Linked DNA regions of Mus musculus: region 1 is linked to region 2. The links are chromatin loops, found by intact Hi-C in ENCODE. Cell type or tissue: left cerebral cortex. All regions are shown on one strand. Each heading gives the region's core, and the rest is flanking DNA. Links, peaks and the distances in the headings are about the cores only. Region 1 overlaps St18 (suppression of tumorigenicity 18). Region 2 has its middle 130 kb from the start of Alkal1.

The links. Peaks named below come from ENCODE experiments on the same cell type or tissue, not always from the same donor. Only the 100,000 strongest peaks of a DNase experiment are listed, where the experiment ranks them.
Region 1: a loop joins it to region 2, with 3 times the contacts of the local background. A loop is called at or near these places in 11 of 42 quality-filtered maps.

Annotation. Positions count from the first base shown.
Region 1 is chr1:6,849,323-6,865,312 of GRCm38, forward strand. St18 (suppression of tumorigenicity 18) reads left to right here. Exons shown (of 22, transcript NM_173868.2): 20 at 6,047-6,150; 21 at 7,978-8,121; 22 at 9,138-11,618. The coding sequence ends at 9,278. Among named protein-coding and RNA genes, the nearest start is that of St18, 130 kb to the left of the region's middle. In left cerebral cortex, for the core only: a CTCF peak has its summit at 9,896 (motif pointing left); DNase peaks (open chromatin) are centred at 6,361, 8,802, 9,887 and 13,186.
Region 2 is chr1:6,480,156-6,496,145 of GRCm38, forward strand. It overlaps a transcript of St18 not described here. Among named protein-coding and RNA genes, the nearest start is that of Alkal1, 130 kb to the left of the region's middle. In left cerebral cortex, for the core only: a CTCF peak has its summit at 9,074 (motif pointing right); a DNase peak (open chromatin) is centred at 7,083; H3K27ac peaks cover 1,213 bases.

The DNA of each region.
Region 1 (15,990 bases), core at 5,266-13,265, 370 kb after region 2:
GTACATGCATATGTGTTCCCAGTGTATATTAGCCATATATTTTCAATAAACACAATTTCTGGCATCTGTATTTGAACATTTAATTGTTTCCTGTTTAAAAACAAATGTTTTATGGTGACTCTAGGTGCCCTAGTATCTGAATCCATATCTCTGTTTCTTTACCGAGTCCTTAGTGTCAGTTCCCTGTCAGTGTTAGGATGTATTAGTTCTGAGTTCTCTAGGAGGCTCCCATTGTTGGTTTTGTCCTTGAGTAGTTTTCAAATGTTTCTTTCAGCATTCTCTCAGGTTCTCTCAGGCCTACTTCTTTCCCCTCAAAGATCTTCCTAAAGCGTCAAACACACCATGGCAAAGCAGTGCTGGGCTTCAGAATTATACCCGATGTCTTTGGTACATGATTAGAGCTGAACCAGAACCATTGTCTTTTCATTTTTTTCTGCAGGGGAGGGAAGCTCAGGCCTCTTGCATGTTAAGTGTGCACTCTCATGCTGTGCTCAAGCTGGGGACCTTTAATTGTTCTCTCATTTCTTTTCTGAAAGTCTTTTTGCTTATTTAATGCAAATATGGGCTTTTAAGTCAGAGATATGTGATGTCAAGGAAAGAAGAGCTCTCTCGAGATTCCTCTCACTTCCTACTTAGGAAGACCTTCATCTGCATTACCTACAGCATCCTTTAGGTGCTTCTCCACTCCCAGGCTGCCCACTGCTAAGACCTTCAGTTGTCACTAGATATTAGAGACAAACCAACTACTCTACCATTTCTAGTTCCCAGATGTTAAGCAGATAGTTTTGCCTGGAACTCAGGCTATTTCTTAGAAGTATCTCACTCCTCCAGTACCTCTGCATCAGTGAAATTTGGACACTTTAATGTGTTTTTGTCTATATATCACCTTTGCATAAATATGGGGTAAAGTGTGCAAACCTCACTGAATACAATATAATAGGATATTTGTAAATTTTCATTGATCCATAGCAATACCGAGCTAGTCCAACATTCTACCAAATGAACTTAAAGGAGCACCATGGATATGAATCTTATTATGTTTCCAAAAACACATCATCCATCTGTGAGTAGAAGTGACATTACAAAGTCCCCACCAACTTCTAAGCCTCCAGAGGATTCTAAACAACAGATAATATTAGCCCTATATACACACCTCTGTTTAATTTATAAATTAGGCACGGTAAGAGATTAGCAACAAATAATAATAAAATAGAACAAATACAACTTACTATAAATCCAAGTTTTCAGAACTCAGGATCTATTTCTGGACATTTCTCTTGAGTATATTCCACCTAAAGTTGAGTGTAAGGAAGGCACATCACAGATAGCAGAGGACTGAGTAAGACCCTGAAATGTTGTCCTGGAGGCAGAGAACTCATGTGTGAATCTCAGCTCTGAGATTTAGTTTCCCATCTATAGAATGAGGGAGGGAGTGATTGTCTCATAAAGCATATGAATTACTGCTTGGTAGTTCAAAGTAAAATTAAAGATGTGAGTCCTCTTCTCAGCATCACTCTGTGGGAATGAGGTCCACTGGAGAAGAGAAGTTTCTTCTGGCTTTGTGTGCAGAGGTTCAATGCCTCTGTGGAAGTAGATAGGTAATGTTCTTACTGAAAATAGTTCAAAGATACTGACCAAATTCAACACTGTTGCTAAGATACCTCCTAGATATCAGAATTGATAATATATTATCCCCTTTATTTATTAATTTGATGAGAATTATAGAGAGCCAGCTGCATAGCAGATCCTGTAGGAATAGTTGATTTATCAGTTGTGTATATATGTGTACATACGCCTCCCTTCACTTTCCTCCCTTGAAGCCCTTCACATACACCTCCCTACTCTCTTTCAAAATTATGGACAGTTTATTAGTCAGTTCTCCCCTCTTGTTACTGCTACTGTACTGCATACTTCAAGCTAGTTGTCTCAGCCTCTCCACCTCTCCATGGAATACTGGTATTATCACTGGGTGCTGTGACACCTCAATTTTTATATAGACTCTAGGAATCAAACTCAGGTTGTCTACCTTGCTCAAGAAGCACTTAATACCTGCTGAATCATGTTTCTTACCCCAATAACCTTCTCTACTTTCCAGTAAGCTTAAGGCACCATTTGTTATTAAGAATCTGCCAGATCACACACCATTGATTAAGTAACTTTGTTCTTGTTAGTCAGCTTTCCAATGTGATTTTAAATGGTCAGAAATCTTGAAGTTGAAAGAACTGAGATTTGGGTGGGCTCACGACTTTGGAGGTCCCAGTCATGGCCACTGATGAGGTAGCATATCATGGTAACAAAATGTGCCAGAGCAAAGCCACTTGCCTTATAACCATGAAGCCAGGAAAGAGGTGGCCAGCGTTTCATAACCCCTTTAAAGGCATGCCCTCTAAATACCTAAAGCCCAGCCACAGGGCCTAACCTCTTAACATCCACACAACCTCCTCTGAGTACTACCCTAAAGACTAAGCCTTAACTCATAGGCCCTTGGACTTCAGAGAAGAACCAAACTATAGCAGCCATCTTCATTAACAGTGAGTATTCTCAACTGAATCCCATTACCAATCTCTCACTTAAAAGTAATTCTCAAAAGCATCCCATAGCATATCCAAAATTGAACATTTAATCATCCATCCTACTCCAAACTTCCGGCCTCTGTTCCTTCTCATTGTGAAGGCATCTCATTATAACTATACCACTTATTACAACAAAATACTCACCATAGCTCCTTCTTTCTCATGTTTCCTAATCTATCATAAGTCAAGCAAATTCTGCCTTCACATTATATTTTGAATCCATCTCTTTCCCTTCTTATCACATGGTCATGGGTCAGGAACTGACATCTAACCAGAACTCCAGGAATAATCATTTTGCATCTTCTAGCTTCTTCTCTGTCTCACCATCTGTTCCTTCTCCACAAAAAAATCCAGATGTGTTTTTAAGGTCAGGCAGATTTTTGGAGATGCAGCTCAGCAGGGTAGCACTTGTGTTGCATGCACAGGGCCCTACATTTGATTTCTAGTGCTTCATGAAAGAAAGAGGGAGGAAAGAAGGGAGGGAGAGAGGAAGGGAGGGAGGGAGGGAGGGAGGGAGGGAGGGAGGAAGGAAGGAAGGAAGGAAGGAAGGAAGGAAGGAAGGAAGGAAGGAAGGAAGGAAGGAAAGAAAAAGGCAGGCAGGCTGGCAGGCTGGGATGTTGATGGAGAATGTAGATAGAAGGAGAAGTGGTCACAGCAACTTTCTGCCTTAAAATCATTCCATGAATCCTATTCCAGGTCCCATGAGGTTCTCATAACCCATTCTCCTAGTGTACCTTCTTAAGTGCTAGGAACACCCATTTCACTCCTACCTGCATCCATGTACTTTCTGTTCTCCCTCTGGAATGCTCATCTTGTTCATGTCATTTGCCCATTTCTCCATTGCCTGACTTTGTAGTTTTGAAGTCAGAGTGAGAATATGCTCCAGTGAGGGGCCTTACAATACTCAGCTTGTGCAAAAATACTTCAAAACTCTTCATACTTTTTGTCTCTTCATACTTTTTGTCACCCATTATTTGAAAAAGAAAAATACCTGAAATAAGATTCTAGAAAGACAGAAAGGAAAAAACAGTGTGTCAGAGAAATACAGCCAGGGGACTTTTCAATTGGTCAAGTCAGAAAACTGCCAGGTGCTGACAGTACTCAAATGCGTGCCACTAAGAATCCCTTTTTCCCTAGCTCCTATGTGTTATCTCCCTGAAACAAGACTGCTGTCCCTACAGATGTGTGATTCTTAGAAATTCAGCAGAATTCTCTAGGTATCATGGATCTCTTCCCATGGAATCATCACAGTTACACTAATATGAGCCTTTGTCCCTGTCCATTCTCTGCTGTGGAGCAATGTCAGACTGTTGATTTCTACTCAGATTGATCTAGGAACATCTTGGTTGTCTTCTTTTTTATTGAGTGTCAGAATCCAGTGTGAAATCAATCTATTGCATATTTTTATTTCTCATTGGCATATGCATGACCCACTTTTAAAAAGCATCAGTGCCTACAAAATAGCCACCTGTTTTATGACATTGTGTGTAAAAGTTCAGGTCTTACAGGATTTTGCTTCATATTATATTATTACAAATTATCCAAAGGCTGAAGTGATTGCTCAGGGCTGTAGAATGCTTATTGGTCATGCACAGGACCTGACTTCAGTTCCAAGTACCACATTCAGCAGCTCACAACCACCTGTAACTCTAGCTCCAAGGGAGATCTAATACCCATCTTTTGGACCCCACAGGCACCCATAGTCACATGTATGCATTTGTATGTCTGTGCAGGTGTGTATGAGCACACGCATGCACACATACACAATTAAAAATAAGTATTTTATAAGGATCCTCCACACCATGACTGGGAGTGGGGGAGTTATCTGGCTTGTTTCAGCATCAGGCTTTTGTGAAGTCCAGCTGTGCATATCTTGTGATTGCATGTTGTATGCACCTTCCTGTTTTGGGCATACCCTTGGGAATGAAATTGCTGGGTCACAGAGAACATGAACGAACCTTCACCTTCAGTAGATACTTCATCTTCAGTTGTTATAAAGAATGTTTGATATTGGTAAATTTTACAAAATAGAAGTCTATTAGGTTCCTGGTTTTGGAGGATGAGAAGACCAAGAACATGTCACCATCATCTGCTGGGTATCTGGTCAGGGAGAGCCTTCCTCTGATGCCTGACTGCATAGTGGAGGGTATCATGTGGAACAAATGTGCTAGTTCCAGTCTCTCTTCATAAAGAGTTACTGGTGCCATTCCAGGGACCCTACTCATAACTCCATCTAATCCCAATCTCTTCCTTAAGGATCCTGCTTCCAGCCATTAAATATGACACCAGAAGTTAAGTTTTGATCATATCCTGAGCCATAACAAGAGGTTATGGACTTTCCACTCAGAAAACTACAGTAGCTTAGTCTTGGTTAAAAAAAAAAAATTAAAAATTGTTTTGTTTTGTTTGTTTGTTTGTTTGTTTGTTTTTGAGACAGGGTTTCTCTGTATAGCCCTGGCTGTCCTAGAACTCACTTTGAAGACCAGGCTGGCCTCGAACTCAGAAATCCACCTGCCTCTGCCTCCCAAGTGCTGGGATTAAAGGCATGCGCCACCACTGCCCAGCCTTGGTAAAATTATAATAGAAAATGTCCCTATAAAATTGCTCTTGAACCAACATGAAGCAAATTGTCCTCATTCCTCTCTGTTATCACGCACTAGTATAGACCCATTTCTCCAGACTGGTAAGATTAACTTCACTCCAGGCTGTGGCACTCTTCTACCTTTCCCAGACTTTCAATGTGTAAAATGTATTCACACTCACTGTACAAAACAATGATGAAAACTAATACCTGTTCACTGGAGGCTGTTCCACAGTCTACATTTGATTGCAGTTATTCTCACACATAGATACTATGCATATTTTTACAGAAATTAAAGCCTAAAGATTAATCAGTGACCAAATGCAAGAGCAACAATCAAACAGTATTCTGTCTCCTAAACTACATGTACTGCCTGCCAAGCGCACACAGAGAAATTTGGCCTCCATATCATCTGCTCATGGCCCCAGCTATGCCTCTAGGCATGGCTCCTAAGGGTCACCTCACTAAGCAGATATTTAATTGCTGGAAATCCCTGTGACCTCACTGTCTTTGCAGTGTCTATACAAAAGGTTGTGTGGATTTGAACATTTCAGTTCATTTAATTTCTTTCAAGTTATTTTAATTTTAGGGGCATAGCAATTTCACATATGCAAAGAGTACAATGGGACATGCTAAAGGGGCTGTAGTGGGGGCTCCTTGGGTCTTATGGAGCACAGTGGACCCACCTGAAAGCTGGTTCTTTCTCACTCCATTTTCTTAGAAAGCATTAAATTCCAAAACAGTTTCCTTATTAGAATCCTAATGTAGTTTGGGTTAAAAAAAAAAAAAACAACAACAACAACAAAAACCAAACAAACAAAAAATGAAACATAAAATAACTTGTCGCTGGCCTTGTCTTCTGTTTTCAATGTGAACTATTAACTCTTCACAGGTATTGATGGTGATGAAGAAATTAGGCATCTGGATGAAGAAATCAAGGAACTGAATGAATCCAACCTTAAAATTGAAGCAGATATGATGAAACTTCAGACCCAGGTTAAAAAACGCTAGTTATTTCTAAAAATGATTATGGTCTCTAGTGGGTACAAAACATTGACCTTCCTGAGTCTTGCATCTGAAACATTGCTAATATCATAGAGCAATGTGTTTCTCTGTCAGGTACTTACTGTAAATCTTGAATGAGTGGCTCATGCCTGTGGCTATTGACTCAGCAGCAGCAGCAGGAGTTACTCCTCCTCCTATCCCTAGCTGGCATAGAAGCCCCCTTGATGAGCGAATAGAGCAGATGGCCATGTAGACTCCGGTAGAGCGTGTGGAACTTTATAGAGAACTTGTCAAAAGGCAAAGAGTCCTTGGTTTTATTTAAAATGCAAATACAGCATTAAATTCTTTATATGATGTTTATGCTAAAAGCAGATCTTATACAAATATTTTATACAAAAATTCCAAGGAATGTTTAAACCTAGTCCACCAGGAAAGAAAAGTTCACTCAATCCAGAATTTTTAAGATGCTAACACAAATTCTGTCATTGAGGAAGTAGCTTGGTGGTAAATTGTTTGCCTGTCCACTGCAAGACTCTGGGTCTTGCAGCATCTCAAACAGCAAAAATAAGTGCATTGCAAGAAGTTAGAAGTGGAAAAACGAGACCAAGCAGAGGGGAGAGGATCCTTCATGCTGCTTCTCCCTTTTGCTCTCCTTCCTTCCCTCCTAAAGGATAAGCTGCTTCTACTGTCCTCTGCAGTCCTCACCTAAGCAGGTCCACTTCTCTGAATCAGTTTCTTCATCCAGTCTTCTGAATACCACAGAAATCCAAAGGAAGAACTTGATACTTCCATTTGGAAAGCATGAGGCTCTTGAAACCTTTTCTAAAGAACACATAGCCTCTTCTTCGTGGATCTTAATCTCAGTGGGGAAGCCAACCAGTAATGTGTGTGTGTGTGTGTGTGTGTGTGTGTGTGTAATCTGCTGCCATAAGAAGGAGGTATTTAATATTAAACAGGATGATCAAGCCCCAAGAAAAAAAGAAATGTGTCAGTAATGATTTAGACATGAAGGAGCTGGTCAGCTCTTATGGGGAAGACCGTTTTGGACAGAATAGGTTCCTAATCATGAAAATTGTAGAGATTTAAGCAATAGAAGAATATGTCTAGAGGTAGATATCTAGATGGGGCAAATTACAGAAGGGTACCAGAGATGAGACCGGGCTGTTTACATAGAAAAACTTACTTGGTATTGATGGCCTCAGCATTTACTTTGATGGAATTAGGAGCCTCTGAATTGTTTGGGCTTTAGAGTAATTCATTTATCCTTGATGTACATTCTACCATGACCTGGAAAAAACTAAATTTGGTAGTGAATTGATGAGGACCAAGGAGAGACTATACAGAGCAAAGCTGACACAGTGTCACCTGTGAGAAGTGATAGCATCACACCAAATGGCTGGGTCCACATGGCCACAACATAAGTGGATAGTGGCCTCATCCTGCACATTTTGCAAGCAATTCTCAGTGAACTTGAAGTACAAGGGCAAAAACCCTGAATATGGGCAACATTTCAAGTTGTCATTCACTGCAAAGAAGAGACATGCTACTGAGCAAGAATTGGGAAAATAGCCGATTTACCCTGGGGCATATTGACAATAAGATAGCCACCATATAGCCATGTAGAGAAGCGAGACCTGCAATTCATGGAAAGTCTTGTTAAAAGTATAAATCTGGAGGTATCTAACACTTAGAATGCAAGGGCAGGGCTGCAGTTTGGGATGGAGGCATCCCTTGGCACTTACATCTAGCTTCAGGTTTCCCCCAGAGACCTTTTAAAGGCCTCTAACTCTGCTTCTTATGTCATTACCTCTGCTGTAGATAACATCTATGGAGAGCAACTTGAAGACCATAGAGGAGGAGAACAAGCTTATAGAACAGAGCAATGAGAGTCTGCTGAAGGAGCTGGCAGGGCTTAGCCAGGCTCTCATCTCCAGCCTTGCTGACATCCAACTTCCACAGATGGTAAGACCAAGAGCAAGGCTCTGCTACCCCATCATCTACCTCAATGTCTTTGTTCCATTACCCTGTGGCTGAACTATTGACAGTCACCTACCCCTGATTCATTTTCATGCTTAATGCTTTCGCAATCTAAGAACACGGTAGATATGCATATTCAGATAATTCAAGGCCAGTGGCATTCCAAAAGGCCAGGACTCTTTAAGGATGAAGGTTTACTTAAAGCTATCTTATAAAGTTATTTGAAAGCTGGATGCCAGAGCTCACTCACTGTAAATATGTTTTCAAACAGTTGATTCTATACATCCCTCAGCATCATCTACTCAACTCATGAACTATAACACTCCCAATAATCTCATTGTAATATTCAACTTCTTTTCATGGAACATAGAATGCATGTGTGTGACCAAGGCATCCGTATTCCTATTCCTATCCCTTATCTCTTATCCCTTACCCCTTATTCATAAGTATGCAACTATTTAGAATTCACAAAAAGTTTATTCTACATTTTCACAAATGTAAATCAGTCTTTGGAGTTGGAGATGCATTGCTGGGAGCTATATTGGTGATGCTGTTAATTTCCTCAGCTCAGTACAATCCCTGCCATTCCAACATAGGACTGTTAAAGAACCACTTGGCAAAAGCTTCATCCTCCTAGCATACTTTCCACAGACAGCTGGTTTTATACTGAAAAGTGCAAATGAGACCCAGACTCTTCCCAAGAAAAGACATATAGTTTGGACACCTCTAGCTCAGCATTTATTATGTGGTTCCAGATTGATCCCCAATACTATTCAATTGCATTCCATTAATGCCATGAGTTAAGAGTATACAGATAGTACACACACACACACACACACACACACACACACACACACACATTTTCTGTCCTATCCCAAACTGCCACAGTCCTATAAACCCTTCTTTTCCTACTTATATAAGTTGGCAACATTTGTCACTATCTCCTGATCTTCCTTGGGGCAGCTGAACCTCTGTGATTGGTTTCCTTGTGTCTCCATCAGGGGCCTATCAATGAGCAGAATTTTGAAGCATATGTAAATACTCTCACAGACATGTACAGCAATCTGGAACAGGACTATTCCCCAGAATGCAAAGCTCTACTGGAAAGCATCAAGCAGGCGGTGAAGGGCATCCATGTGTAGAACGACAGTATGCAGGAAACAGAGGTCACTACGGCCATGAACTCCCACAAATCTGCAGGGGCCTAATACCCCTGGAGCCCAGAGGCTGTCCCTGTGTTTATAATTGCAACATTGCACTAATTTTTCCCCAGCTGACATAAAAAGGAAAGAAAAACTATGATAAACTCTTTGGATTAAAAGCAATGCAGTCAATTATTAAACTCGTTTATTTTCATATCTTTTTCTTTTCTTTCTTCATTGCACTCTTTATTTTGTAAAGTATATGTAAAAATAAATGTGACATTTTATATTTTATTTATTACTAATCAAAGAGTTTTTTATCTTTTAACTGCATTTTGAAGTCTACTATATTTTTACAGGTGTGTTTATTAATTTATCTTCTAATAGGATTTAAATAGAAATGCTGTTCTCAAATCACATATCTTTCTGGATTTAAATGAGAAAAACAAAACAAAAGAAATGTATGAAGGAAATCCTGATGTCAGGACTACACTGTGGTCAAGCTTGGTTTCTACTGTGCACTTCCATTTCTCCTTTACTGGTTTTGTTTTTATAAATGGCTTTTGGTAATGTGAGCTGTGAAGGATTATGAAGATAAATGGCGCCCACTAGTGGGAAATCCACACTCACAAAAGCACAGGATGTTAGCAAACAGCGCACTCAGAACTTGATAGCAATAATTAAATAAAATAGTCAGCATAGTATTCCACATGGCTGCAGAGATTTAATTAATATGAATTATTTATTTAGACTGCTTAAAGCATACATTTTAAGTGAATCAGATTTGTCTTCTTGTTTTTCAAGTCATATTGGCTAGTTGGCAACCCTTTCCCAAAATGAGAAATAAGCTTTGATGGGACCAGCTTGGCTTTTCCTGCTACACGTTAGTACAATATACAAGTGACAATGTTGGTGTAGATTTGTACTTACAACTACAGACACATCCAAATGGAAATTGTGTAGATACCGTATCCCCTGAAATAGCATTTATCTTACTGGGTTGACTGGAATAGAATGCAAAACAGAAGGCCTGAAAAAAAAAATGCTATTCCAAGCTAAGTGGTTACCTTGAATATTGGCAGCATTGGTCTTTGCTTCCCTAATAAATAAGGCAGTTTCAATTTGATAAAACTCTTGAACTTCAAGTGACACAAAGGATGTTACACACACACACATACATGTACACACATGCACATACACACACATACAGACACATGCACACACACACACACACACACAACAGCACAGTCTACACACATATATGCACTCACACTCATCCACACGTGAAATTCAACCTGCAATCTCAACTGGATCAGAGTTTAGAAGTTGCTGTAGTAAAGGCAATGTCTATTTCAGGGACTGTAAAGTAGTTAAGCATTGTTTCAAAAGTTTTTTTATATTTATTTTTTTTAAGGAAAAGGTATAGACAACCAGCTAAACTGCCTTTTTGGTGTGCACACACATTTCATGTGCAGATGTGCCTCTATGTAAAAGTACACATGAACTTTAGTGTGGGCTTAATTTTCTGTGCTATAATAAAAGTGTTTATTTTTTATTAGCCTCATGAATATTTAGATTTAGTGTGATGGCATTCACAGGCTTGAATTCACTGTTACTACTGTTACATGCTCTGATACATGAGAAGTGGTATAGTCACTCCACTCTCGTGGAACCGTGGATATTGTTATGCATCACGTGGCGCTTATCTTTGGCTTGGGGTTCATTTGAACTCTTGAATCTTAGTTTAGTGAAAATGAGATGTCTGTTCTTAGGTAGGAAAGGTGTTTATTTAAAGCTCAATTTTAAAATAAGCAGCTACTGCGAGTAGTGTCTACTATAAATGGGACACAAAGTTTCCTATTAAAGTATGTCTTTGAACATTTTGCTACACAATACTTCAAAGAAGCACACAAATGGGCTCACTTATTACAAAGACAGAAGTTTACTTTGCTAAATATTTTAACAAGTTTGTTATATATTTTATTTAAAGAGATCTCCTGCAATCCTATGTATTTATTACTATAATTTACATGGCTTCAGTTAATTTATTTGTGTTCATATAGTTTTATGAAGTGTATCTGTATTTATTTGCCTCCTCGTACTTGTGTTTTATAACATGCACTGAATTATTTTCTTTTCAACTATGTTAATGATTGATACTGTAAATTGGGTATTTTGTAAACAAAAACAAAGGCAGTGATGTATGCGTTTTTATTTGAAGTAGTTTGTTTGTATACTGTTTCTCCAAATGATTAATATTTCTTACATCATTGCAACAAAATTGTGTTCAGTGCTGTGCATTTGGTGTATGGTAGGAAATAAAAATTGATAATGAATTTGGCCATGATATTTACTTTATCAAGACAGATGTCACCAACCCCATGACCCACAGCTCCTGATATGGTAGAAAACCTCTAACACAGAACAATTCCTTCTGAACACTTTTACCCTTGGTTGAGAGGATTCTTGGTTGGTTAACATCTTGATTGGTTAACACCTTGGTGTAGAACATATCTCCAAAATGGGGTTTGCCTTTGCCTTTGCTAGAACTAGAAAGAATTTTGCCCAGATCTAATGAATAGCACACAAGGAGTCCTTTCCTGATACCAAACTGCTGGAGGTCCTGAATATAGCTTACATTTATGCAAGGTAGGTTCAAAAAATGTGATAATTCTAGGCTACCTGCTTTTGTTTTCCTAAGTCATCAGTATTCTCTACTTTTGAGTTTCTAGCCAGACTTACACATCTCTTAAATATGATTGTTCCTCATAGGCAATGTAAAATTTACTCAAATTAACTAAAGAGAAGTCTGGATCAAAGCGGGAGCTGGGCTTAAATTAGGTTTGCTTTCAGGGAGCACCACGTACTTTCAGTCACTAAGCTTACACGAAATGCTCATATGTGTTCTGGGAAAGCGATGCGAGCTGCTCAGCCAGTATCTTAGTGTCTACTTAATTTAGTATGTTTTACATCCTACCTTGGTTTTTGCTGTCTATGAGAAAGTTGTATCTACAGTTCATGATACAAATTTGTCATAGAATTGTATCAATTCTACTGGGACTTAGCAAGATCTGCCCTTTCCCATCACATATTTCTAATCAGAACAAACTTCCTGAGGTCTTGAATTCAGTGAGGACATGAGGCAAATGACAGGTATTATGACATGTAAATATACAATTTCTCCTGTAGAAACAGCAAGAAGGTTTGCTATCCACCTTGTATTTCCTGGAAAAGTGTGAGTTCCAGATTGGTCGAGACACTGGTAAACGACATGGCAGGCAGAGGAACCGCAAGTATGGAGTGTGAAGGGAAAATACCCATGAATAACAAAGAAAGTACAAAAGGAATCCAGATGACTGGAGATAGAAAGCTCAGGAAAGTGGGTTGAAGATTCAGTGTAAAACTCCATACCTCGTGGTTCAAATTCTCAGTAGCAGCCTTTGCTTTGCAAAGAAAGACTGAATTTCAAGGTTAGGTGTAGTTTGATAGTGGAGTTGCTACAGCATATTTCTAAAGCCTCATCTTCCATGCCTGCCACCTTCCTTGAAGAGATTTAACAATCAGAGGGTGGAGTTGATTTGTTTAGCAATTCAAATATTTCTTGCAGTAAAGCAATACAACTATATTCAGTGTATTTCAATTGTAATAGGATGTGAAATTGATAAGAACTTTTTCTGTCATCATTTTCTGTCTATTACCATTCCATCAAAAAGTAAAATAAAATAAAATCTTGAGGTATTTAGAACTCCGGCATGCTTCATCTGGATCCAAAGTCCTGTATGAAAAGAGCAGGACAGATGAATTGAGAAATTGCCTTGTTCTAGCACATAAGGATTTCACTACTAATGTTTTGGATGTGTCTTTCCACACATTCCACCCACTTCATTGTGGCCTGCAAGTAGTGCCTTCTGTTTCCTTCAGCTATCCAGCAGGTGACATACAGTAAGCAGATTGAACTTGCTAATAACTGTCCACACTGTCATTCGCAGTCAGAGATGCTTTGTATACTGAGAAAACCCTTGGGCTTGAGGAGCCATGTTACCATATGCAATGAAAATGGTGAGATGGCTGGTTCGCAGGTAACAGTAGTGCCCAAAACAATAAAACTGGACAAAAATGCACCCTAGATTCAACCCCATTTGCTTGCAAAGCTAATCAAGCAGCTTCCCTGTGTTTGAAGAAAAATCTACTAAAATCCATGGATTTCACCATACACACATTGGTCTACACTACCAGAAATAAGAAAGCCTATTATACACGTTTGACCATCACCACTTTGACCAACAGAATCTTCTTAGGCTCCTGCCAGATACAGTTTCATCTGCAGGATATGAGCAGGAATGATATGAAACCACTAGACTAGAACACTCCATGAGGGGAAAAACAGTTTATTTGGGGATTTAGACTGCTGGGGCGGGGGGTGGGGGGGTGGGGGGGGGGTGGCAGCAGGAAGAGCTTTGCCAGTTTTATAGGGGACAAGAGGAAAAGCGCATGAGCCCGAACAGCCTGACAGAGCAGGAGAAGATGAGATGCAGGCCATAACAACCTGTAGGATAGCATGGAAACTTTGAACTGAGGTAGATTGTTGGAGCTAATCAAGAGCTAGGTGCACCTTGCTGAAGGCAGTTGACTGTTGCAGGTGGATAAGGGAAGAAATAGCTTTCCTGACAAACAGTAAATGGCTTGACAAGATTTCTGAGAGATGCCAAGTTTAGGTTTCTGTTAATCTGATAGTAATCCTTCTATTTAGTCAGAGGCTAAGAGCTGAGCTCAAGCTGTCACTAAGTCATTTGTTTTTCATCACTGTAACCATGATACAAGGGCTACTTCCATAGGCTGTAGCAAAGCAGAAAAGTCCTTACCAGGGAGGAGAGAATGGGGAAAGAAAAGAAAGGACCAGTATTGATATAGCTACAGGAATACACCCCAATGACATCGTCCTTCCAACTTGGCCCTGCCTCCTACCTTCTACCACTTCTCAGTAATGACATTGTAGTGAAAATCCATGGAGGGACCAATCTGTTTATTAGGGCAGAACCCTCACCATCTTCCTGTCTCTGGAAATGCCCTTATTGGCACGCTAATCTATATATGTTTATTATCTCAACTGAATGAACAATCAAAATGGACCATCGTACCTAACACCTGGTATTAGGTGTGCTCCTGAATTTACTGTCATGGGCTCGAAAGCTACATTGTAAGTGAAATTATTACTATGTTCTAAGAAACTGGAATTGGGAAGAATAAAGATCCTGCTGGTGCCCTCCCAGCCCTAAATATGTACAAGGGTCAGGATTCAACTCAGCTCTGAAATGAATATCAGCCCATGCCCGGAAGGACATTTTTTTGCCAGCACATGACCCCTGTCTGGAAGTCCAACTTCCTAACCTGCCTTGGTTCATTAAGTAAGAGATATCATTTACTCAAAACTTTTGGAAAAGGGTCTGAAAGAATCTTTTCTGTCATGGTAAGAACACACCATTCTGAACATTTTTCTTATAAAAGTTTTTACATAAAAATATGCTGTTGTCAACAGAGTTGGTATACATATGAACTCTGATTATGTCAGCATGCACAAGATTTGTACAGGTTCAAACCACACAAAAGTCCAATACAGAGAGGGGGAAGTGGACACAAGTCTGGTCCCTAGCCAAGAGACTATTTGCAATTCAACCTAGAGGGAAACAAGTTCTCTCAACCGCAGTGATACTAGGTGTATCATGCCCATGGCAGGGCAGCAACATGACCTCATGGAGCTGGACAACACACAATAGACTCTGTGACTTTTGTTGCTCTTGTTTCATCTGATTTTGTTTTGGTATTTTTGTCATATTATGTTTTTGTTTGTTTGATTTGGGGGTTTTGTTTTATTTTCATTTTTAGCAAGAAAGAATATGAAGTTGAATAGGTAGGAGATAGTGAGGATCTGGGAGGGGATGAAGGAAGGGAAAATATGATCAAAATATATTGTATAAAAAGCTACTAAGTAAAAAAATTTGCTCATGTATTGGACATTTGTAAAGCTTTCACTCAAAACTTCCACTGTCTCCATAACTGATTCTGTGTTTGGAACTAAAATTTTTAAAAATATGAATTGTAACAACAACAAAAAACCCAAAAGATGTAAATAACTCGTTTTGGATTGGGTTTAGGTTTTCTGTCATTGGCTATTTTGTGTGTATGTGACAGTTTTAGATAGGCACTTGACGGATTCAAATGCACTTCCCACGGATGTTTACCAGGTATAAACTATTGTGCTCTGTAAAGTGTACTTTTCACTGATGTTCAGCAGCTATGAAGTATTCTGACTGTAAACAGAAAGGAATCCCCTGCTCTTATGGAATGGCCTTGTCTCTGGTAGAATTTTGTATTTCAGTATGTATTGTCATATGTTAAGTAATCATTTTACTGTTTTAACAGACTGTGTTCTTCAATTTTATATGAAAACTTTGTAATTGTGGGCAATATAGTCTAAAATATATGTGGCACTTTAGGGATATGCCACTAATAATACTTTAGAAAACCAGTGTCATGAAATAACTGAGGACCAGGGAACTGACAGTCCTTAGCCAGTTGTCCCCCGTAGACAAGCAGTGGACCCAAAAGCAGTCTTATTAGCATGGGCTCGGTATTCAAGAAAATTTTGCCCAGGAAGAAAATACTTGTAGGTATGCTAACATTCATCGTACATTATATATACTGAGAATATGCA
Region 2 (15,990 bases), core at 5,226-13,225:
AAGAATACTATTAGTGAAAGGTTAGCACACTCACACTTGGTGGTTTCTTAGTTGTTTTTAGAAGAGATTTGCAAACTTTTATATTTTTTTATCATGATTTCAAATAAGTGTTCATTCTATAGGATTATGCTACTTTAAAGTGTAGCTTACCTAGTAAATGCCATTTAAAAAAAAGGCTCGCAACTCACATACTGATTTGCCACTTCAAGGGATAGAAATGGGCAATAGTGCTTTGATCACTTGAGCCTGCATTCCAGATCAGATCCTGTCTTAACACCAAAGAGAAAACCAAAGTATAATGCACTGTGCCTTAAATGGCATGCCATACATTTAGAGATAAATCAAACTTGTTTCTTCATCCCTCAATCTCTAGTATGTACTACAAGCTAGACCAGGTGAATACAGGGCTGCCATTTTGCTATGTTGTCATGACAGAATAAATAGTCCCTAGAAACATTTCTGATAATTTCATTTACTACTTCAGCATTCATATAGCGCTACATGAGTATTAATTTGGGGCATAGTCTCCAGCTGTCTCTGAACTAAAGGATATATACATGGAGGAAGGTTCTTCTAGGTTTCAGAGGACAGCTGTGCTGTGCTGGGTCACTTACAAATCTATCATCTTGTTGATATCACTTGGCTCTACCGATTTAAAGTGAAGAAAATGAGAGCAGGGGTGTCCTAAGTCAGTGGGAACTGACCTCCAAGGCAGCTGGCTGAGGGCAGCTGAGACCCTAGTGGTGTTTAGTGGAGAGGCCTGTAATCCCAAGGCCTCTTGATCAAGTTTCAGGAACACACCTCCTCTCTCTCCTAGGTGTCTGATGGATTCTTCACCTCTGTCTCCCATCTTACCTCAGGAAGGCTGGGCTGCACTATCACATCCTGCTTTTTATGTCTGCTCTGGGAATTGCACTCGGGTAGTCAAGCCGGTATCGTTCACTTTTACCCTCTAGTCCTAATCTGTAGTTTTAAAATGCCTTTGTACTCACAACCATTTTAGGGTTTCTAGAGTGTTTTTATAAGGTTCTTCTAATTCTGCTTTCATTTCCCAGCCCCAGTGTTTAATGGAGTTCACTTGCTTATAGGGGTGCAGGATTGCTCTAAATTTATTCAACCAACATTTACTCTGTTAGTTACCATTTTCAGTGACACAGTATCTCATGGAAACTTAAAGAAAAATTTACTCTGGCCTTGGGTTCATGAAATATAGTTCACCATCATGGAAAAGTCATGGCAGCAGTACCAGCTCCTGTCCTTGGTAACAGGAAAGGGAGACTGTTGATGTCTCAGTCAATCAGAAATCAGGAAGTAGAGAGCTGGGGCCAGAGGCAGGGCTTTGCATTAGTCCAGTCCTGTGACTCTACATTGGTCAGCTAGTCTCCATGTGCAGGAGTTTCTACAACTTTCCAAAAAGGCTCCAACAGGTTAGGCCCAACTTATTAAATGGATGAGCTTGGGGAGCAGCACACGTTCAAGTCATGGTGCTTGCTGGCCAGCTTCATTAGCTTCTGTAGGTTTACATGAGTTGAATCACACAGGGCTTTCTGTTCAAAGATTATGTAATATTATCTTCGTACTATTACAGTTTTGTTTTATTTTTTACAAAGAGACGTGTATGTACCTTACTCTCTTTTTAAAGGCTATTTTCTACAATGATGAGTGCTGAGTGCTTCTATTTCCTGTTCAGGAATAGAGTTATAAACCATGTATTTTAGATAACTGTTTTAGTTTTCCGCTATAAGATGAATAACATGCATTATTGCCTATACTTTCTCAAGGCTGCTTTTGAGAGACTAGCAAGCAATAAATAAATACATAAATAAACAGCAATCTGCTGCTATGAGCCATAGGCTTAGTGCTGCTCTTGGGATCTGACCACTGTATTCACATATACAGGGGCATAAATGTTTGTCATACAGGTAGCAATGTTAAAAATATCATTAACGTAGTTCTTTATAAGTACATATATTATTCTGTTTAGGATGAGTGACAGTAATTTTACTAGTTCTTAGTGTCCACCTTATTTGGTGGCTAGGATGTGATTGTGGGACAGAAATGTACAGTGACAGAGTGCTAAGTAGTTCTATGCAGGTTTGTTTTAGGCTAGTCATTTATGTTGCATTCCCATAGGTCCCAACAGTAATCTCCCTTATAGTTACCATATGTTGTAGAATTCAATAGCTCCACGAAAGTGCCTCCTTTCCATTCCCGATCCTACGTCCCGGTATTTCCCTTTCAAGTCACAGTCACAGAGAGTAAGAACCCAGCTGGTGTGAAGCCCCTGGCAGTGGTGTGAAGCCTCTGGCAGTGTCGCCAGGGCTTGGTTTCACACACGTCCATTCCAGCCACTGCCTTTCTTGCTCTGGATTCTTGTCACATGCCATGGGTGGGTTGGGAGAGAATCCCCTTTGCCAGTTGGTTCTTACCACTTTCATTATCTCCAATGAAATATCAGCCTTCTAGAGAAGCCCTGCAAAGTGCCCTGGAGAGGTAGAGCCCAATGATATTGGCTCTGGAGCACTTTAGCCCCTCTTTCTAAAATAGCACCTCAGTGTTGTGTTGTATTTGCTCTTTAGGGGTTTTTTTTTTTTTTTTTTTTGGTTTGTTTGTTTTTTTGTTTTTTTGTATTAGTGCTTTAGTAACTAGACTGCAAACTCTGTGAGTGGAAAAAATTGTCTTTTATGCACGAGTCACCAGCCTGGATCTGGGAGAGGTTCCTAGCAAGGACAAAAGTCCCAGTGAGCTGCACAAGAGTTCCCTGAGTTCATCTCTTTGGCAGTGTCCTGTAGAGCCTTGTCTTTGTAGTCTCCTCCTCCTCCTCCTCTTCTTCCTCCTCCTCTTTAATAAGTTGTATTCTATAAAGAGGAGATGTTACAGCTCACCCTCAAGTGTCACTGTACAGCTCTCTGATTCAGAGCTAACTCACATGCATAAAAAGAGAACAGGGGCCTCATCCATTCTAAGCTTTGAAAACACACAGCTCAGAACATAGCAGCTTCTCCCTTCCCAGCCGCTAACTTTTTAAAGCAGGTGACATTTGCTGACAACTCATTAGGGAAAGACTGCTTTAAATTCTGCTGCATAGGTAAAGGAGCATTCCCCTAAGTAGAGTTTGCATTTCTTGGAAGTTGGCACTCTAACAGGTTCTTTTAAAACATGTTGCTCTTTTAAAACATTTATTGTGTTAACAGAATACCTCACAGGTTGCTGTTTGAGCTCTGGCCTTTGGGTTTGCAAATTGATAAAGGGTAACTTGGTATCAATTATGGTCATATGGTCCTGACAGCAGATAGGGGGCGCTGAAGAGGCAGTGGTGCCAGGTGGCAATAGCAAAGAAAGGCCATGCCATCTGGATCTTGGAGGATGCACTTGCAGAGGAGCGCCTGGCTCAGCACTCTTCTCTGTACCATCTTCTTTCCCTTTGCAGCTTCCCACTTCCCATCTGTGCCCGCCCACTGGTTTCTCAAAGAATTAAAAAAAAAAAAAATTGGCATGGCGTAAGGAAAAAGAATCAGGAATCTGTGGGCTGCCCCTTCCTCAGCTTATTCAGTGTTAGTGACCAGTGACAGCTATGTCCTGGCCTGCTTCCCACACCCATTCTCAAGGCTGTAATCTGATGTCACCAGCGGGGCTGTGCATTTTGCTGCACCATACCGTGGGGTTCCAAGAGCTAGTTGTACTTTGTAAATTGCCAGCAAAACGTTTTCTTTTTCCTTTTTATCCTTGCCAGTGCTGCCTGCAGACTCCAAAAGGCATTTTCAGAAAGCAGATTCCACAAGTTCCAGAATCCAAGCACGAGTAATCATTATCTATTCTGCTTGAGTACAGTTCTATAGAAACAGTGACAATTTTTTGCCAATAGTTATTAAGTTATCACCTTGCCACATGAACTCCTCCAGAAAACATCATTTAATGGATAAACACTAGAACAACCTTTGCTGTTAAGTTCCCTAATTCTAATAAGTGTAGTTTTCCAGAAGGAACAAGCCGCAACAACCCAAACCTTAAGCAGTTGTTATTTCTGAACAGAATGTTACTATATATGGTTGTTTTAAGGATATTTTGGAAAATGGGTAGTTGGTAAATGGCTGTTTAATATAGGAACAAGCACTTAGAAGTAGCCAGCAAGTGAGAATTTCACAGCACCATTTTTTGGACTGCTGTGTGGATTTTTACCATGCACTGGATTCCTATGTTGTTCTGAGCACTTTTGTTTTTTTGTTTTTAGAAAGTGAGATTTTATCTGGGTATGGGTAGATTATCTCAACTTCAGCTTCTTCTGACAGTATCCTTAGAACATTTGTAAACAGTATGCTTTGTTGATGGACTTTGGAAGTCAAGAAAGTGCTAATGGAAAAGGAATAGGGGTGATTTGCATTTAGGCTGCCCAAAGGATATCTACACTAGGGCATCTCACCCCACCTCCAACATTAAAGAAGGAAGAAGGCACAGGGTTAGAACAGGGGGAGTCAAGATATCCCCAGGAGGAAGCCTGGAAGTTGCTTTTCCTAGAGCCCCTATTCTTAAACACAGTTCCAGTGGAGATTTTTCAACTTCTTTCATCAAATTCATCTAGTCCTGGGTCAAAGTCAGCTCTTGCAAGCAAAATCTATCTGTTGGAGGACCTAGACTGGTCGATATAAAGGGGCTTCTTGGTGAATAAGTAAAAGATTTGAGGGGTAAAGGGAGTGAGTAGACTGTGATTCATTGGCCCAGGAGTCTTGGCTTTTAATGCTTTAACCACATGCTCACTCTTTATTCTCACCCATTTATACCTAGCCTTATCTCCAGGAAGACTCTTTACCTAGTTACTTCTGAATTATTCCTAAATTCATATTTCATGTGTAAGAATTCCATCTTTTGAGATATGCCCCTGGGTTATCAGTTACCAGTTTCACATAGCAAGTGGAAAAACTACTTTAAAATGATACATAGGCAAAGTTCTCCTGTGAGACATTTTGTCAGTGGAAGTTAGATTTTGCAAGTTTGTTTTGGATGAGCAGCATATTTCCCTTGGTTGGTTCAGCAGCAATATTTCTGTCCCGTCATCTAGTTAGGGATAAATGGCATATTGTGGCTTCCCAAACTGAGCCTGCATATGCTTACCCAAACTTGCTCAGTTTGGGAAGCTCACGAGAACGCTTGCTTTTCATTTTCTTAAAATTTAATTTAATTTATTTTTTTATTCCCCTGAGTTTCTCTTTTGGCCAAAAAGAAATGCCTTACATGTTATTCAAAATATTTAACCTTAATTGCAAGGCAGAATAGTAAAGTAGCTAGTGAGGACTTTTTCAGAGATTCTCTGACTTGGAAGAGTGGAAGAAGTAGAGGGAACACAAAGTCTGTTAAAATGTTTGCTGTTTTTGTAGAAAATATTGATGTTGAGCCACAGATAGAAGCTTCAGAATAGACATTTATCTAGAGTTCTCTAAAATGACCACAATGGAAAAATTGCCTTAAAGCAGAACAATTAAATACTAGCTGGGAAACTAGTTGGCTGCCATGGGCCAGATACTCTCTGACTCTGGGAAAACCTCAAGGTTCATAAAATGCAATAGCCTGTTTTCTTGGAGATTCCAGTCTGTCAAAAATGTCTAAAGGATTGATGTAGCTGACCACTTGAAAAAGTACAACTCCTGAAAGAACCAACATTCAGCTTGCTTATGCTCTTATTCTTCTCTCTCTCTCTCTCTCTCTCTCTCTCTCTCTCTCTCTCTCTCTCTCTCTCTCTCTCTCTCTCTCGGTTTTTCAAGACAGGGTTTCTCTGTGTACCCTGGCTGTCCTGGAACTCATTTTGTAGACCAGGCTGGCCACCAACTCAGAAATCCGCCTGCCTCTGCCTCCCAAGTGCTGGGATTAAAGGCGTGTGCCACCACACCCGACTTGCTCTTATTCTTCTCATCCTATTCAGTGGGACCAGATTCCCACTTATGGGATAATATCGGTGATATGGTGCTCTGGCACCCCTTTCCCTTCATGTACCAACCACGGGGGTGTGTATGGGATATGCAGCAAGGAATCAGAGCATCTGGAGTGATATGGATGCCTAGCATTCTGCTTTTGTCCTGACTGACTCTGGTGTAACTCTCTATGATGTGCTTTCTAGAACGCTGTATTTGGGGCAGTTCCTGACAGCAGGCTCACGCTTCGTTCCCATGTTCCCATGTTTCCATGAAATATGCTACTCTCTTCTTTCAGATGGTCCCTGTGTGTACTTTCTTCAGTTCTGGGCATTTTGTGGTACACTGAAGCACTTTTCTGGATGGGTCTCATATGTTTTGAAGTTCCTGCAGTTTGGTGATGATGATAATAATAATAATAATAACCCCCCCCCCCAAATACCTTTGGTAGTTTATCCATGGCTTCCTCTTTCTGTTTTTTTCCTCAATGTCTTTTGATGTGGTCAATAGAAACAGTAAGCTATATATTGAGGCTTGACTAGTAGAGCTTAAGAGTGAGGGAGGAGGAAAGGAGGGAGAGATTGAGACAGAGAGACAGAGAGAGGGGGGAGGGGGCAAGGCAGAGGGAGAGGGAGGTGCAGAGGAAGAGGGAGGTAGAGGTAGAGGTAGTGACAGGTAGAGAAGGGCACAGGTACAGGGGAGAGAAAGATTGGGAAAGGGGGGAAGGGGGAAAGGGGAGAAAGAGGCACAGGGAGGTGTGAATGGGAGATGCCTGGGCATGCTTTGTTGCATGGCTCTAGTAAGCAACTAAGGTCTCTATAATTGAAATTACTTGCCCCAAGGACAGCAACTCTGCAGCTACCGACTAGCTTCTTCTTTTGTCATCTTGGTGACATCTTGTACCCTTTAGGTAGAAGGAACTTTTTGGGAAAGGGTTACTGATAACAGACACAGGGCAAATTAGCACAGAAACAGTGGAGAGGAGAGTAAAGAAGCCCAACTCCACCTTATTTCTTTACTTCTGGCTTTGAAGGTTTTAGGCTGTTCACAACAGACCCTTGTAGGATGCCTGAAGGCTGTGCCACTCAGTGCCAGCTCCATAGCCATCACTGGACCACTGGGGATATGACTGTGGCTTGGGACATGAGCCCGCTTGTTCGCTTACTCACAGTGAAAAGAGTTTTGAAATGAGTTCTGAATAGACAGCATTTTCTTTGTGCGATTGGTAAATAACACAGAGCAAAGTTAGCAAGTTGCAGGCTTCTGCATTCTGACTCTATGCAACCTTTTTGTGGGGAGAAGGGCAGGATGTTTCTCACAGAATGTGACCTCACAGGAATACTAGAGGTAAGGAGAAAAAAACCTCATCTGAAATAACAAATATTTTTTTTTTAGTAAAGCTACAAGAGGAGAAAAGGCTGTGGCATCGTAGTACACAAAAGCCAACACCTCTTAGCACTGTACAAGGTGCCAGTCTCAGTGGTTTGTCTTCATTTAGTCCTAATTTGAAAAAAAAAGAATGGACTTTCATATTATAATTTAACATTTTTCTCTTTTAGACAGTAATGAGATATCTGAATGGATCAGCATGGAGAAACCCTAAAAGAAATATCGTAAAAACATTTGGAATATATCAAAAAAGAGATGACTCTCCACATACCTGTAGACATCTACCAGGTACAGGTAAGGACAAATATTGCCAAAGGTAGATTGTAGTTCTATGGTTACATCTCACACTGGCTTGGCCTTTGGTAGAAAACTAGCAGGACTGGGGTGGATGGGACAGTTGAACAGGGATCTGGGAGGACTCAGCTGTTGTTTCACCTCTCTTTTGCCACCGTGACTATGGGAGCCCTGCATCAAGTGTGACCATTGGTAGTCACCGGGAGCTGTAGTAACCAGCTATGAAAGAGGAGAGGACATGTGATCTGGGTATAGGCGACATTGTGCAGATCATCAGATTCTACAAACCCTCTGTGAAGCGTCAGTGTGTTTATATTACAAATGCTGCCTGCACAGTATGGATTTGTACTGAGGCTGACTCATTTCTATTTAAAATTTTCTTTTAGAAAAAGCACTTTTTAATGATGCTCATATGAGAAATACATCTGTTGCTTACATATAATAAGTATCAAATATGAAGATATGTTGAGTACTTAAATGGTTGGTTTGTCCCTGTAAGAGACCTGTGGCATATGTATGATGTATGTCTCTTTACTAGAACACAGGCACCAAACAATGGTTTTCTTTCCTTGAGAAATACAAGGTCTTAATGCCAAGCTTACTTGGGTTTCTAAAACATGAACATAGCTTCAGAACTTTCAAATGCATACTTTGACAGATGTTCAGGAAGGCAGAGATTGCACTGGCCATCCTGTGGTACTTAAGACTCTGAATTTGCTCCTTATTGCAAAGCTTAGGAATCACTTTAATTTGTTAAATGATCACAGCAAGTTGTGAGTGTAGGACACCAGCATTATAACCAGATTTCTTCTTCTGTGCTGTGGATTGAAATGAAGCTGTTAGTTCTTAGGACTGTGTCAGGTCTGAGTCTTTAGACTGATGAAGCTAGTCAAGCTCTAAGCAGAAGAGAATGGGGAACAAGGTCAGGCCCATAGCAGGTGTTTCCACAGAAAAGAACTTCTGATTTCTGACTGCACACAAGCTAGAACCTTTCTCTTTACAATTAATTCATATAAATTGCTGTCAGATTCACTGGCATGGTCCCTCAGATCAAGTCAGATGAATAATGCAGGAAGAAGTGATTCTCCTGTAACCCTCATTCGTACAACTAGAAGAATGGAGACTGTCCTTGGAAATTAATCATACCTTAAGTAAATTCACAACAACATACTGACTTCCTTACTGATTTGTAAAAAGCCAAGCTCCTTAGACGACACATCATCTTTAGTTTGTAACTGTGGAAGTCTTCTGAAAAGAGCAGCATCTCAAAAATGAAATAAAACTAAAATCAAAGCTCTCAAACTAAAAAAGCTTTATGTTAATTCTTTACATTTTAAAAACTGAAGTGCTGTCCTCCATATTTCCACATTTATGCAGGAGAAATAGGAAGGGCAGCCCTTGAATAACATCGGTGATGAAATGGGGTAGAGATGTGGGAGGGTAGAGGATTTTCCATATAATATTTATAGGAAGATAACAGCAGAGGGCAGCTCAGAGCAATAGAACTCCAAAAAGTTTCCAACCAGTTATCAGAAAAACTAAACAAACTAGCTAACGAACAAACAAACCAACCAACCAACCAACCAACCAACCAACCAAAAACATATGAGGCAAATATCTGCTTAAAATCTGTTTCCCTCTCCCCCCCCCCCCCCAGTGGGTGCCCTTTCCTGCAACTCTAGATTTCTAAAGTAATAAAACACCAAGCATGATGGTCCCTCAGTGGCTATTTCACTGTGCAAATCTTGAGGTACAGGGACATACTGAATTTCCTGAAGCTCCTGGGTGTTTACATTTTGATCTCTCTTCTCTTCTACTGGGTATTAAGCCTAGGATCTTGCGAATGCAGTGCTCTGCTATTGAGCTGCATCTATGAGCTGTTATGTTTCTATTTTCTTTTTGGTTTATTCTGTTACAAAAGTCTAAATGAACTCTATATGAACTAGAATACCAGTAAGGTATATACATTTTCATAATGTAGCTTTTTAGGGTCACTTTTCTGAAGAAAAATAACAAAATCAACTTTATGGTGGAATCTCTTTCCAGAGTATATTTTGGGGAAAATATAAATTCGGAAATTTTTCCTATTACAGGCATATTTCCTCAATAGAACGTGACAGCTCATTGTCCTATGTAAAATATTTTTCTCCTCAGAATTGCTACAGTGAACATTTGTTGTTGTTCTCATTAACACATTTAACATGCGACATTGGGACATAACGTTTTTGTATTGGAAATCTGAGAAGAAATCACACTCTATACACTACATACTAGTCTACACCCTAGACTGCAACCACATCACAAGACACAGGATAAAGTTCTATGTGAAGACTTTGTTTTGTTGTAGGGTTGTTACAAGCTCTTGGGGTTTGTACATAAATGTTTAGGTAATTGAAATGCCTTTATACTAAGTGTTGAAAGTTGGCATTCTTTTAGGCTAATTAAGAGATTATGAAGTCTTTTTCTCCTTTCAAAAGTTTAGTTCTGAGAACATAACACATTGAGAGTGTTCCCTTTCACACAATTTCCTTGCTTGGTTTTAGCTTCTATATTACTTTGGCCCATATTGACTTAAGATATTTGACATATCAAATATTGTTGCTTTCAAAGGTTTCCCAGGCAACTGTAACAATTCATCTGGCTTCCATCAAAAGTGCCCTTGAACTTGCCTCTCATTTTCCTTGTATATTGTAACATGTGCTAAAGGAAAAATACCAGAGACTTCATGTACTATGTTACTATGCATAATTTGGTCAAGAGAAGGATGGATTTCATGTAAATTACTCATAGGTTGACAAGTCTTCAGCTTCCTGTTTCCCTCTTTGTTGAAAAAGTTGGAGAGAAAGGCTCCATACTCCTAGCTGGGTTGGCTTCTTATAGTTCCTAGGCAGGCTCTTGAGTGTTGCGCCTCCAGTTTGTGCCCTTCATCACTACAGTGCTGCATTTGGATTAACCTGGTGTGCTAGTCACTGTTCTACTGCTGTGAAGAGACAACATGACCAAGGCAACTCTTCTAAAGGAAAGCATTTCATTGTACTTAGTTTATACTTTAATGAGTTTAGTCCATTATCCCCATGGCAGGAAGCCTGGAGGCAGACATGGTGCTGGAGAAGTTTATTAGGTAACCATGAGCAGAAAGGTGGGTTTATTGTGTACAGCTAGATGAGGAGGAAGGTTGTTATATATAGTAGAACAAGGAAGCAAGTTTGGCTAATTTTGATGGCAGGTCTCTGTGGAGGAATAGTCTAAGGCTGTAAACATTAGGAAGAAGAAGCTATATTAAACATTTTTGTGCAGTTTCAGCATCCATATATAGCCTAGGAAGGCTTTGCTATTCTCACAGGTCTGAAGCATTGAGGTGGTTAAAATGGCCGTGTTCACATCAAACACTATGCATTCATTCGGGACACTATCTTCTCCCCACATTGGGATAGAACCCTCAGTCCCACGTATCTGAGTGATAATTTCCCTCTGTGTTTAGGTGGCTCTCATATGCTGATCCTTGCATTGCAGATCTTATTCTTGTGTAGCTTGTCATGAAGTCAGCAGCAGGGTCTTACCCCATTTCACTCAGAGGAAAGCATTGTAATCGCTTCACTTCCTCAGGAGTTCCTAAAGTTGAGAAGGAAAAAGTTGGAATTGCTGAGCCTGTGCTAGTTGTTGCTGCTCTTCCTGCTCCTTCCATTGAGTTTATTGAATTTTCTTTAAAATGAGAAATGCCACTTCATCTAATGGGATAGTACAACTTAACCTTTTTTTTTTTATCTTTTCATTTACTTCACAGCTAGTTGTATAGTCTCCATACTAGTATATTTAATCTTGAGATCCCATAGTAGAATTCTTTAATGGAACAAATTGCTTTTCTAAGGCCAGATAGCTATAAAAGTCTCTCAGTCAATGTCACATTGAATAAAAGTTTAGTGAACTGTCTTGATCAGTGATTTATTATCTGATAATGCCTGAAATTACGGCCACTCTTGTTCTGTTCCTCCTCCGTCCTTAACACCCTTTCTCCTATATTTTATATTTTGTTCCTTTTTAGCGTATGTATGGGTATTTAAACATTTTATTGAACTGTATCTAAGAAGGTTGTTGAAAATCTTTTATGGACATGTGTGGTATGTTAATAAGGACCTTTCTGTATGTAAAGGAAAGCATATATGATATGGTACATGAATTAGCAATCGTTCAGTTCCTATTGCTTATGGACCTGTGGTGACTGCTTTGACTAATCCTTGGCTTGTTAAAATTAACAAAGGTAAATAGATCTTTACAGTAGGAAATATAGTTTTCTGGATGTGAAATAATCAATTTGAGTAAATATTTGCTATTTGTTTTCATAAAAGTTTTAATCCTAAGAGAGAACTCTGACCAGAAAAAGATGTAGCAGGATCAGTGAAACAGGTGATATGAGTCACAGTGCTGCTTTAACTGAGCGGATGCTGTGTGTGTTGGCAGGGACTGTACTACACATAGGTAGTTTTAGTATTTCTTAAGCTGAAATCTAGCTGGAAAGTTCTTAGTCAGATGGATTGGTTTGATCATTTATAACCTATTTGTGTATTCAAAGCCCTGATGCTAAGTTTTGACATCTAAGTCACAGTTTAAAAACCTCAGAGAAGTATATGATTCCCAATATGTGGACAGTTATTCCAGAGCCAGGGGATTTTTGTGCAAAGCTAATTTGTATAATAGAGAATCAGTTTTTCATTAGCTATCATGTTTCAATAACTGAATGAACATTCTGAGTTAATAAGCATGATGTTTGTGTACGCTAAAGACTAGTCTAAGCTCTGCATTCATTGATGGGAATCTTAAGCAAATGCTTTCTCCCCGCATCAGCTTGTTCAAAAAGCATAAACACCATCATGAGCTTGTTCCAAGCAGGTTAACCTAGTAACTGGCTGTAAGCAAAGTGACTTGAAGTATGGATGTATGTTGTTTTCAATGCTTAGGAGAATTGTAATAAATTATTTTCCTTTTTATATGTAGATACTTACACTTTTTATCATACAGAAAAAGCTTGAGCATTAAAGACAATCAGTAGGATTTGCAACTTGTTTTTTATTTAAGGCTTTGGTTAAAACTGTACCATATGATTGGTATTTATTATGCTGGGTTGTAAGATCATGTCTTGTTCTGTTGTCATTTACTTCTTGTTTCCTTCCCTTTTGCATCACCCGCCTTTTTGTAAATGTTAAGAATGGTGTGAAACCAGAGAAAGACACTGGGTATGTATGCTCTCTGACCTGGGAAGTGCTGCTCTGCCTAGTTTCAGTTCATCCATTCATTCTTGCTATTAGTGTGCAAGTACTTCTTGGACTCAAGCCTAGTCTCAAAGCTCTGAAAGTGCTGTCTCCTTTAATCTTCTCCAGAGCCCCTATAGGCAGTAGTGCTTGCTTCTGTGGCACAAGTGAAGAAACTCAGGTTTCTTGAATGAAGAAAGGACAGATCTTGAAGAACATGGAGCCAATCAGTCTGTACTCTAGCCACAGCTGTCTGCTTTACTATTTTAACTACCTGTTTTAAAGGAGCATCTATGTACTGACAACCCATCCATGTTGTCACTCTAAGTACTCCACAGTGATATATGACAGAGTGTTTTCTGTCTATCTAACTGTACCCTGCACCCACTATTCATCCTCTCTTCATTCCCCCCCTTTCAAACCTGTGGTGACTTCTATTCTATAAGTATTTTAACTTCCAATTGTGAGTGAGAACATGTGATGTTTGTTTTCTGTGTTTGATTCATTTTACTTAACATAATGTCCTGCATTTCCTTTTAATTGAGAATATTTCTTCACTCTTCTATCATGACCCTGTTGGTTTTGAAAGTTAGGGGATAGTTATTTGCATATTTTTCTTCTGCTTAGGAATGTCATGATCCGGTTCATGGCATTCCTGTTTTGGTTAGGAGTATCAGAAATGGTGCTGGAGTCTTTGCATTGCACAATTTCAGGAAGGACTGATTTGCCCATCATTGTGGTTTGCCTGTTAAGGCCACATCTGCTGTGTTTCTCTGTTACAGAATTACTATTTTTCTCTTTAAACACATTATCGTCTTTTAGGGAGATATTCTCAGAATATGTATGTTATATTTTACCTGTTTTAAAATATGCATTGATGATTTTTACATCTACACTGAAAAGAGTGAAAAGGAGCTAGGAATATTAGAATAATAAATATCACATCCATTTTAGAAGGCTATGGAGATTTAACAGAATGGGCTGCAAAAGAAAATAAGACATGCTTTAGGTAGAACAAGGCTCAGAAAATGAGGAATGCAAAGATCCTTGGAGAATTCCTTCTTCAGTGGACCAGATGAGGAACTTAGGACTGAACCTCTGTTTTTTATTTTCTTCACCCACAAGGAAGGAGCTGTGAAGTTCTTAGCAGGGAACTTAAAATCGAATCATGAAGGTCTGAATTAGCTATGTGTTGTGACTTTGAGGATCTATGGGAAAGAGCCAGGCCATCTCTAAGCATGTGGATCAGACTTAGGATTTTAAAATAAACACATAAACTAAACCTACACAAGAACTGAGTAATAGCTCCTACTGAACAGTATTCATTTATGTTAAGTCAAAACATGACACACACTCTTGTTTTACCCCGAGGAGCAGGTATCAGTGATGTTGAGACATATGCTTGGTTAGGGGGAGGATTTATCTGAACTATCTCTAGAATACAAAAGCCCCTGAAAACTGTATAGGTTAAATAAACAGGAAAAAGAGACACAGTCAAGGACAATGTAATACAAGCAAATGGAGGAAACAGAATGAGAGAGAATAGAGGGAAACATGGAATGCAGTGTGCAATAGATGCTAGCACATCTGAGATCCATCTGCAGGGCTTCTCAGAAAAAGAAAATAATTTCTATCTGAAAGTTTTTAAGGAATTAAGTTGTCAATCTAGTGTGAAGATATAATAAAGACATTGGAAATTATAAAGATTTTTCAAAACTTTAAGCCTCCCAGCGCTTTGTCTCAAGACCAACAGGAGGATAAATCCTATCAGCTTGAGGTGGTACTAAGGTCTTAGTGAGCTTTACTAAGAGATGTGATGGTCCCATGATATCAGTAAGGGAAGTTTGAGTAAGTATGGTGATCCTGTACCAGAGCTGGCCAGTGTGAACTGGTACAGGGTTGGCGTTTTCAGATTCTCCAGGAAGATAAACTGAGAGCCATAAAGAATCAAGACCACTTTTCACATCTGTATTACTAGAGAACAGTTTCTTAGAATAATCATCAGAGTGCGGATTCATATGTGAGATGTGTAGTTTATACAATTTTTAGGCCCCATTTGGAGAGGAGAATACAAAAATAGGGGCTGAGGAGATGAAAGTTGAAAGCACTTACACCAGTCTCTCAGAAGACCAGTTTCCAATAGTTCCTTGTCATTGTAACTTCACTTCTAAGGGGACCTGAACCCACTTCTGGCATCCATGGGTACTAGGCATGCATGTGGTCCACATCCATACTGCAGAAGAACCCCCCCCCCCACACACACAAAGTAAATCCATCCAGCCTCCAGTTCCTGTTCTTCCAGATAGTACCAGGTGTGGGTTTTCTCTCAAGGCATAGATTCCACATTGGACCAATAATTTGTTGGCCACTTCCATAAGATCTGTGCCACTTTTACCCCAGCACATTTTTCAGACAGGACAAATTGTAGGTTGAGTTTTGTGGCTGGGTTGATATCCTAATCCCTCTGCTTCAAGCCTTGCCTCAAGACAGCCCGTTCAGGCTCTGTATCCCCTATTATTGGGAGTTTTGGCTAGGTTCACTTTTGTATATGCCTGGGAGTTCCCATTGCACTAGGTTTCTACTTTGCCCCCAAAGTGTCCCCCCAGTTCCAGTTGTCTCTCCCAGTACTCTCCCCCTCTACCCCCTCCACCTGTTTCCTTCTGCTCCAGAACCTTCCCCCAATCCACCCAGGAAATCTATTACCCTTTCCCAGGGAGATCCATAGAGATCCCCTTAGAGTCCTCGTTACTTAGCATCCCTGGGTTAGTGGATTGTAGCATGATTATCCTCTCCTTTATAGCTAATGTCCACTTATAAGTAAGTATTTATCTTGCTTATCTTTCTGGTTCTGGGTTATCTCACCCAGGATGATTATTTTTGTAGTTCCACCCATTTGCCTGCAAATTTCATGATGTTATTTTCTAAATAGCTGAGTAGTACTACTTCATTGTGTAAATGTACTACAACAAGTAAATAAATTGTCCTTGATTAAAGGAAAAAAAAGTAAATCTAAAAAAGAATACAAAATGACCCATGTTTGCATTAGTTTAGATATTAGAGTAAATGTTTGTTACAATAAACAAATGAAGTTATAAAAAACTATAGACTTAAAAAGTGAAGCTGTATTTCGAAAGCAAAACAAATTCTGATTTATTATA